2 separate regions of the Homo sapiens genome follow, and region 1 is linked to region 2. Evidence: chromatin contacts called from ENCODE Hi-C or POLR2A ChIA-PET data. All regions are on one chromosome and are shown on one strand. The core of a region is the stretch at or near the end of the contact, and the rest is flanking DNA. Distances in the headings are between cores, read along the strand shown.

What was found. Hi-C counts contacts between places; a loop is a spot of excess contacts on that map. ChIA-PET counts read pairs that join two places held with the same protein, here RNA polymerase II (POLR2A). Pooled maps may share reads with other maps.
Region 1: a map of naive thymus-derived CD4-positive, alpha-beta T cell shows a loop between it and region 2 (6-fold over the local background). The contact joins two enhancer-like sites. A Hi-C loop is called at or near these places in 1 of 168 maps with a recorded cell type or tissue (naive thymus-derived CD4-positive, alpha-beta T cell), 8 of 37 single-sample maps with no recorded cell type and 9 of 50 pooled maps. POLR2A ChIA-PET finds 5 or more read pairs at or near these places in 2 of 52 experiments (H1 and OCI-LY7).

Annotation. Positions count from the first base shown.
Region 1 is chr15:79,992,276-79,997,406 of GRCh38, reverse strand. No RefSeq gene overlaps it. Among named protein-coding and RNA genes, the nearest start is that of BCL2A1, 24 kb to the right of the region's middle. Within about 2 kb of position 3,611, at least 5 of the 41 ENCODE cell types and tissues checked have a DNase peak (open chromatin) inside an H3K27ac peak, as active enhancers do.
Region 2 is chr15:79,677,583-79,682,564 of GRCh38, reverse strand. No RefSeq gene overlaps it. Among named protein-coding and RNA genes, the nearest start is that of TRC-GCA5-1, 65 kb to the left of the region's middle. Within about 2 kb of position 1,689, at least 2 of the 41 ENCODE cell types and tissues checked have a DNase peak (open chromatin) inside an H3K27ac peak, as active enhancers do.

The sequences.
Region 1 (5,131 bases), core at 2,362-4,861, 310 kb before region 2:
GCAGCCTCCTGAGTAGCTGGAACTACAGGTGTGCACTACCACGTCAGGCCTTTTTTTTTGCATTTTTAGTGGAAACGGGATTTCGCCATGTTAGCCAGGCTGGTCTCGAACTCCTGACCTCAGGTGATCTGCCTGCTTTGGCCTCCCAAAGTGCCAGGATTACAGGCGAGAGCCACTGTTCCCAGCCTCCTCTTACATTCTTTACAGTCAATCTTCACCTTTGCTCCTCAGAGATATGCACTCCTCTGATTTTTTTTCCACCATAGATTAGTTTTGTCTGTTTTATACTTTCATATAAATGGAATTATACAGTATTTACACAGTATTTACCTTTTTATAAGGCTTTTTAAACTTAGCATAATATGTTGACATCTATCTGTGTTGCTTGTATCAATAGATCAATAGTTCGTTCTTTTTTTTTTTTTTTTTTTGAGACGGAGTCTTGCTCTGTTGCCCAGGCTGGAGTGCGGTGGTGCAATCTTGGCTCACTGTAACCTCCGCCTTCTGGGTTCAAGCAATTTTCCTGTCTCAGCCTCCTGAGTAGCTGGGATTATAGGTGCCCACCACCACACCCAGCTATTTTTTGCATTTTTAGTAGAGATGGGGTTTCACCATGTTGGCCAAGCTGGCCTCGAACTCTTGACTTCAAGTGATCTGCCCACCTTGGCCTCCCAAAGTGCTGGGATTACAGGCATGAGCCACCGTGCCCAGCCCAGTCTTTTTTTTATTACTGAGTAGTATTCTGTTTACATATGTACTATAGTTTGTTTATTCAGTATTCCATTGGAGGACTGCTGAGCTGCATTGTAACCAAAATGAAAATCCTGGGTCCGGGTGCAGTGGCTTACGCCTGTAATCCCAGCACTGTGGGAAGCTGAGGCGGGCAGATCACCTGAGGTCAGGAGTTCCAGACCAGCCTGGCCAACATGGTGAAACCCCGTCTCTACTAAAAATACAAAAATTAGCCAGGTGTGGTGGCGGGCACCTGTGATCCCAGCTACTTGAGAGGCTGAGGCAGGAGAATTGCTTGAACCCAGGAGGCAGAGGTTGCAGTGAGCCAAGATTGCGCCACTGTACTCCAGTCTGGGCAACAAGAGCGAAACTCCGTCTCGAAAAAAAAAAAAAAAAAAAATCCACAGTGATGCCAATGCTGATGCTGGAGCCCCAGGGCCCACACTTTGGGTTCCCAGGGACTCCTATGGTCAGACTGTAGGAAGATCAGTCTTGGGGTGTTGAGAGATGGGAGTGGATTTGGGAGAGCCTGGAACAGAGAGGAGGAATCATGGAAACTGACGAGTGACATGGGGCAGGGGCCGGGACAAAGATTTTCACAGCAGGACTAAATGGAAAAGGGTCAGATGAAGAGCAATTTCTTTTGGATGCAGTTATCATTGTAATAATTATTAGTATTCAAAATAACAAGTATCTTATAAATCTTAATATGAAAGTGTATACTTTTGTTGGGGATGATGCATCCACATTACCACACCAGGCTAATTTTTGTATTTTTAGTAGAGATGGGGTTTCACCGGGTTGGCCTGGCTGGTCTCAAACTCCTGACCTCAGGTGATCCACCCGCCTCGGCCTCCCAAAGTGCTAGGATTACAGGCGTGACCCACCACACCCGGCTGGGGATGCATCTCTTAATGAGACAGATAGGACTTAAAAAATTATGTTATCTATTTGTTTATATATCCATGAGTGACTATTTCTTTTTGCTAGGGGTCAGCATCACTTTTTCTTTTTTCTGTTTTTGTTTATTTTTTTTATGACCATAAGCACTGAGAAATTTTTTTAAAACAAAATAAGTAGATAGGAAGGAAAGATTTGTTATATAAATGTCATTCAATTAGAAATCTCCTCCCAAAATCACATAATAATCTATCATCAGAATTGCTTTTAACAGTGTATCAGCTGATATTTGATTGGTTCCTAGTGATGCTGTCACTGTCTACACTAAAACTTTGAGCTGTCCCTTTGCTCTGGCACCCTAGATTTTCATACCCTGGGGAAAAATGCACCACAGTGGCAGACTAGGATTGTGGAATAGGAAGTAGGAAAGAAAACCCACAGCACAATCCTTCAAATATTGGTTCATTGGCAAGCAATCTGGCTTAGAAAAGAGAACACACGAAATTGAAGATTCTCTTAAAGTTCCATTCCTGGATACCCTTTGGAAAATCTTCGGTACTCTCAGAAGTATATATTCCATATGTGCCTGTTTTTCATTCCTACCACTTTGGGCCACCTTCTTGATCTTGTACAGGCTCCTTTTCTAGAAGCTTGAAAACAACATCCAAGGTCCCCCAGGTACTATCCTATGCTTTTTCTTCTCGTCCCACACGACCCGCTTTTCATGGGTGATTTCAATTTCTTCGAAGACTTCAGAGCTATAAATATGTGAATGACTCCCAGTCTCTGGCTGAAACATCTCTCCAAAGCTCCAGACCCACTGAACTGCCTCCTTTGTTCCTTCAATACCAACTCCACATGTCCTAAGCGGATCTTATCCTCTCCATCAAACCTGCCCTCAGGAGTGTATCCTTTACTTACTCAACTCCTCCAGTTTCCTCATTCCCAAGTCATCGGTCACTGTGGTTTTGCTTCCTTAATGCCTCTCAGATCTGTCTTTTTGTCTCCACCCTGATGATCTTGACCTTAATTTGGGTCTCAAGTATGTCTTCTCTAGTTACAAAGGGGATTACCAAATTACGAAAGCATCTGAACCAGGTTCCTGGTTTCTGGTCCTCTCCCTTCCAGACTCTCCTCTGTTACTAGATTATTCTTTCTAAAATGCAGATCTAGGCCAGGTACAGTGGCTCACACCTGTAATCCCCAGCACTTTGGGAGGCCGAGGCGGGTGGATCACCTGAGGTCAGGAGTTCGAGAACAGACTGGCCATCATGGCGAAACCCCCCTCTGTACTAAAAATACAAAAAATATTAGCCAGGCATGGTGGCAGGCGCCTGTAATCCCAGCTACTCGGGAGGCTGAGGTAGGACAATGGCTTGAACCCAAGAGGCAGAGGTTGCAGTGAGCCCAGATCATGCCGCTGCACTCCAGCCTGGGCAACAAGAGCGAAACTCCATCTCAATAATAATAATAATAATAATAATAATAATAATAATAATAATAAAATAAAATTCAGATCTAACTGAGTCAGTGACTTGCTCCAAGCCCCATAGCCTGCAGGAGAAGGTCTATTCTTCTTAACATCACTTGAAGATCCTTTATGACCTGGCCCCTGGCCACCTGTGGCCTTTCCTCCACTGGTTGTTAACTGGACTTTGCTGAAATTGAAACACTTGCAGTTCTGCCCCAGCTTCTGTTCACTTTTCTATCCCATCCTTCAGCCTGGATCATCTATCTTTAACCTCTTCTCAGTCTGACAGACTCCTACACATGCCAAAGCTTCAGCTCCATGGTAATCTCATCCGGGAGGCTTTCCAATTCACTCTGTGTTCCTCTCTATCAGAGCACTTGGCACATGCAGTTATGATTTTCATGCATTTGGCTGTTCCCTCACTAGACTGTGAGCAACTCAAGGGCCACATCTTCCCTCTCAAATCTCCAGTGTCTTAGCAAAGGTCTGTCACAGACAAGGAACTCCTTGTATTATGAAGGACGTTTGTTGCAAACACAGCAGAACAGCAACTCTGATTTGCAGGTGTTTTCCCATACAGAGTTGCCAGAGGTCTCTGGTTTTCTCAATTCAGGCTAAGCCTTTGGTAATGGTGCCTGCAGCACTTTGCAGTTTGATATTAAGTAGAGAGAGAGGAAGGGGCTCAGGACTACAAAGGTTCCTCCGCTGCAGTTCCATTTGAGAACACGAGATGGCGCCCTGCGGCGGCCTGTTGAGATAGTCTTGGGACATTTTCCTACGTGATAGTCTGCCAAGCCCAGCAACGGCAGAAGCCCCAATAACCCAGAGTTAGAGATGAGATTGATACCCAATTGTTTGTTATGCTGAATAGAGCTATCAAGTGGTTGCATTTATCATTCATTATATGTGAATTTAAGAAAAACAAAAAAAAACTTCTTTTTTTTTTTTGAGACGGAGTCTCGCTTTATCGCCCAGGCTGGAGTGCAGTGGCGCGATCTCGGTTTACTGCAAGCTCCGCCTCCTGGGTTCACGCCATTCTCCTGCCTCAGCCTCCTGAGTAGCTGGGACTACAGGCGCCCGCCACCGCACCCGGCTAATTTTTTGTGTTTTAGTAGAGACGGGGTTTCACCATGTAGGATGGTCTCGATCTCCTGACCTCGTGATCCGCCCGCCTCGGCCTCCCAAAATGCTGGGATTACAAGCGTGAGCCACCGCGCCCAGGCAAAAAAAACTTTTCTTTAAAGACAACTTTGTCTTTAAAGACAAAGTTCCACTCCGTCACCCAGGCTGGGGTGCAGTGGTGTGATTATAGCTCACCGCAATCTCGACCTCCTGGCCTTACATGATCCTCCTGCTTTGGCCTCCCAAAATGTTGGGATTACAGGCGTTAGCCACCATGCCTAGCAGAAAAATTTACAAGTAGCATTTAATCTATGTATTTTGGAGTCAGATGGCCCTGGGTTTTAATCCTGGCTCTGCTACTTACTAGCTGTGTGACCTGTCAAGTTCTGGGTCTTGGGTTCCTCCTCCGTGAAACAGTTAATAAGTCCTTTTACAAACTTTAAATGAGATGAGGTTTGTAGAATTCTCAGTGCGATCCTGGCACATGCTAGATGTTCAGTAAATATTCATTTTTTTTCCCTTTTAAAAATCCTTACGGCTGGGTGCGGTGGTTCATGACTGTAATCCCAGCACTTTGGGAGGCCGAGGCGGGTGGATCACGAGGTCAGAAGTTAGAGACCAGCCTGGACGATATGGTGAAACCCTGTCTCTACTGAAGACAAAAAATACAAAAAATTAGCTGGGCATGGTGGTGCGCACCAGTAGTCCCAACTACTCAGGAGGCTGAGAATCGCTTGAACCTGGGAGGCAGAGGTTGCAGTGAGCCGAGATCATGCCACTGCACTCCAGCCTGGGCAACAGAGTGAGACTTTGTCTAAAAAAAAAAAAAAAAGAAAAATTCTTACGTCACCTTACCATAATCCTTTTACACTCATTGCTTTCTATTTTATTTTATGATAGCTTTTT
Region 2 (4,982 bases), core at 440-2,939:
CCAAAGCCCAGAACCCATTCTTCCTCCCACCCCTCCATTCCAGACAGAGATTCATCCTACTTGGCAGGCTGTGTCCCAGAGGACTCAGCATTTTGGAGAACTCTTTGCTCCCAGACACCTATTTCCAGAAGGCACGAGTGTCCCCCACCCCTCCTGGGATCAGTCCAGCCATGTGCTCTGCAGCAGGGCCCTGGGTCACCCCTCCCTATTGCCTGCCTGCCTGCAGATTTACTTGACTCTTTGGATGCAAACTCATATCTGCATCCAGCCATTGCTCCTGTGGTGGTGGTTTGACTGAAGGACAGGGAACCCTAATTTTTTTAAGTGTTGTTACATCCCTATCTATACCAGACCTCTCCAAACTCCTGGGTGATTTCTAAGGTGTTAGGCTGCTGCAACCCTGCTAGCAATCTCGGAGGGGATTCCTAGACACCCATGACCCATAGTGAGGTGGGAGGATATTGGTGCCTTTGGCAGACCACGCAGCCCCCAGCCACCATCCCCCAGTGCTGGATGACTTCCCCTCCAGGGCTGTGTTGACTTTTAGACACGAAAGCCACCTGATCATTTATTCTTCCAATGTCATGCTCCATTTGAAGTGGTCCAACTAAGCCTGATTGCTATCCCAGTGACATCTTTTACTCCATGGGGCACATGTCCCATCCCTGGAATAACCTACTTCATCTTTTCTGCTCTTTCCAAAAGGCCATAACCTCAGCATGCAGGGTTTCTCTCTGCAGTGTTCATCTGCAAGGGGCTGTTGGGTCCCTTAGGGGTCACCACTTCCAATGTTCAGGGCTCTAAACAAATTCCACAGTGTCCCGTGGTATGGGTTTAGGAGCTTTATTGGGAAGGAGAAATCTGAAATGAGCAAAGAAAGAGAACGGGGGTTCCCTGTCCCTGCTATTTAGTTCCTGGGGAGGTATAGGGATTGGTGGCTTCCTTCCCGGATAGACAGAGCTGGACTTTACAAGGCCCCAGGTGCTGGCCGGCTTGCAGGCCAGACAACCCCAGTAAACAGCTGGCACATCAGAGCCAAATGCCAAGCCCCAAACAACCTGTCCCCCATGGGCAAGGCTGCTTTCTTACGGATGCTCTATAAAATGACCCAGTCCCAGACACAACTCCTCCCCTGGAAGGTAGACATGGGCTGTCTGACCAGTGAATCCCCAGGCCTTGGCCCACAGGAGCCTGGGAGCCTGGCCCCTCTTCCCTTATTGGCTCAGGCCTTGTGAATATTCTCCTCTCCACAAAAGCTTATTCCTTAATCTGGACCAAGTAACACGGTGGAGTTCATGGAAAGCATGGCGGCTGGCAGGTGGAGTTGTAGCCACCTTGCCAGGCGATTGCCTATGTTTAAATATGTGAAAGAGGCAGATTGTAAAATTCCCTCTCTCTGCCGGCATTGTCTGTTTTGCTCTAACAAGATTCTCCCTTAAGAGCAATGTGTTCTTTGACAATAGCCTGGGGACAGGAGAGGCAAAGTCTTTAAACAAAAATTGTTATTACTCCCACTACTGCTCTCTACTCTTACCTAATTCAAAACATCCCAAGGAGGCTGCATGCCTAACACTCCTGCACCCCAACAGGAAAATAAGTAAGCAGGAAAGCCGGAAGCCCCAAGGATCTGATGCTGCAGTGACTCACTGAGGGGCTTTCCCCTGCTGGGTGCTCTGGAGGCTTTTAAACCTTCGACAATGCCTCGTAGTGAGACTGAGGATGGGCGTGCTTTTACTTTTCTTTTGTCAAGTGGACAAAGGGTTGGTGAGCAAGGGGGTCATTCTTTGGCAGATCAGCTTTAGTACAGATTACACAGAGGCTGAGTGCTTGGGCGATGATTCCTTTTAGCCCGTCCATGTCCAGGTATCCCTTAGAAAGTCTCCAACAACCCCTAGAGATGTGCCTTCCCTAGTTTGAGGACCACTGACTGGTCTAGGAATCTAGGATTCCGAGGTGTCAGGCTTAGGCTAGAGTGCCCTGGGGCCTGCCTGGAAGCTGATAGCCTCCTTGGAACAGTTGCTGGAGACGGTATCTTTATAGAGAGGCTTTTGTGGGTGATGGAGGTTTTCTTCTTCTGACAGATATGCACACAGCTGCAGGAGTTAGCCAATACTATTTTTTCTACCTTCCACTGTTACTGCTGCTATTACTGCTCTCCCCCTGTTTATCCTCTAGCTACATGGTCTCCTAGTAGGTCTTCCAACACACCAGGCACACTCGGTCCTCAGGGCCTTTGCACTGGCTGTTCCCTCTGCTGTAATGCTGATCCAGATATCTGCATGGCCAACTCCCTCATCTGTAATTCTGTTCTCCAGGAGGCCTGCCCTGACTCGTCTATTTCAAGTTGCAACTACATGTTCCTCTCCACCTCCTCTCTATCCCTCATGCCTTCCCTTATTTCCTCTATGAAACCTATCATCTCCTAAAACATTGATTTATGTATTTACGTTTAATGTTTTTGTCTTCCTCTACCACCTCTCACTCCCTGGAACAGAAATTCTTTGAGGGCAAGGATCAGTCTGCTTTGTTCACTGATGTACACTAAATGCCTAGAAGGGAGCTGGCACATGGTTGGTGTGCAGTAGACATTTGCTAATGAAGGAATAAATGAACAGACTCATTTGGTGAAAAAAACAAGTTCAACTTTCACAGCTTAGCTGATCCACATGACCTCTCCCTTAAAAAATATGCAACGCACCATAGCATCAAATTACACCTGAGCTCTGAGAAGTGGCCAGCCTTTCCTTTTTCTTCTCTCCTCCTCCTCTGGTCTTCCTCCTCTTCCTCCTCCTTCTTTTTCCTCTTCCGCTTCTTCTTCTTTTTTTTGTTTATCAGCCAGTATACATGACCCTGACTGACCCTTTTAGTCTCATCTCTGGTCCTTTTTGATGAAGCCCAGAGCCTGCAAACCAGAGGCCAGCGGGACAAAGTTGGCGTGCAGACATGTTTCTTCACAGTGGTTAAAATGAATAAAAATGCATCACCAATCTTTGAAAAAATTGTATATATTTAATATATGTATATATACATTTTTTGAGACGGTCTCATTCTGTCACCCAGACTGGAGTGCAGTGGCATGATCACAGCTCACTGCTCAAACTCCTGGGCTCAAGTAATCCTCCCACTTAATTCTCCCAACTATCTGGGACTACAGGCAAGTGCCAATATGGAATATTTCAAAGATATTTAAACTTCGAAACTATCAAAGCTATCAACATCTTCTTTTGTCTTCTGAAAAATCAGATTTGCTAACATTGGGCCACATCCCCAGTAGGCAGAAGCTAAGCACCAGCTGCCCCTTAGACAGGGCACCGTCTCCATCACCTCCTACTGTGTCCTTGCCACTGGCACCAAGATTAGCAGTGTTCTTGCTGAGCTGTGGCTCCTTCCATAGCCTGCTTTATGTACTCTGTGATTTGTACCCACCTGGCCTCTATAGAAATTTGAGTTTATAGCCCTTGATTTTAAAGATAATGAAGAGATCTGCAGTTCCCAGAATTTGTCCTGTGGTCTCTTTCATTTCCAGGCCTTTGCCAATGCTGGCTTTCAACCTGGAATATTCACCTTCCCCTCTTCACCTGGTCAGCTTCTACTCATTACCTTAGATGGCACTTCCTGTAGGAAGCATGCTTTGGTTTTCCAATATAGAGTTAAGTGCCCTTCCTTATAACAATGCAGGAAGTTCCCTTCCTCTCATTCTGCTGTGAAGTCTTCTCTGTCACTCTGTATTATAATTTCTTATCTTCTTCCCTACTAGATTTAGAGCATTTTTAAGGTAGGGACATGTCTTGTTCACCTTAAGTCCAGGAGTTGGCAAATTATAGCCCACAGGTGAAACTTAACCGGCAGGCTCTTTGTGTACAGCCCTAACGCTAAGAGCAGTTTCTACATTTTTAGAGCATGGTAAGAACAAAACAGTATGTGAGAGACAGCCTATGTGGCCTACAATGCCTAAAATATTCACTCTCACAATCTTTACAGAAAAAGTTTGTTTATCCCTATTCTAGCCTTCCATCTGGCACAAAGTAAGTATTGAATAAATGTGAAATGAATAAATAGCTGTTGTCTTATACCTGGCATTCCAAGTAATACACATGTACTGGAGATTCTAAATTGAGTGGAGAGATAAAGACATTGTATATAGCTTATCAATGTATGGTTACTTAACCTCATAATTTTACCTGCTCCAGGGGGAATACCCCCCATGCCCTCTGCATTGCATGATGCTGCTCACACATTACATATATGTAATACTATGTTTATATTACAATAACATATTTATTATATTATGACATTAATTATACATTATGTAATATATATCATTTAAATAATATAAATAATATACTCACATAATATATTTACATAATAATAATTAATTATTATTATTTTCTATTTCACAAACACTCAAATCTTCCAAGTTTGTTCTAGCCACAGCACCTTTGCATTTTCCATTCCCTCTGCATGGAGTGTTCTTCCCCCAGACTCCTGCACAGCTGGCTTCTCTTCAACACTCAGATCCCAGCTCAAATATCACATCTTCAGAGACGCTTCCTTCTCTTTATCTCATTACTCTGTTTTATCTTCTTCATAGCACAGTTCACCATATGAAGTGATCTTATTTCTTTGTCTACTTATAGTCTGTCTTCACAAATGATGTAAACTTTATGAAGGCAGGCACATGGTCTGTTTTGCTTACTTTCTGTATCCTCACCATTTAGAACTGTGCCTGGCATATGACAGGTTCACAAACACATATTTTAAATAAATGCAATTAGATAGAAACTAAGTGCATGATATTCACATCAGCTTCTTTCTTGCACAGCTATTCAATTCAAGGACTAAATCTGAGAGTTGAACCTCTGATTCAAGAAAAGTAAAAACTTTACACGATTAAAGTCAGTTATGCTACAGTTGGGCTGATTGAGGTGTGAGACGTCACTGGGAAAAACAAGCTTCTTTGAGAAGCCTGCGGGTGCAGGGAC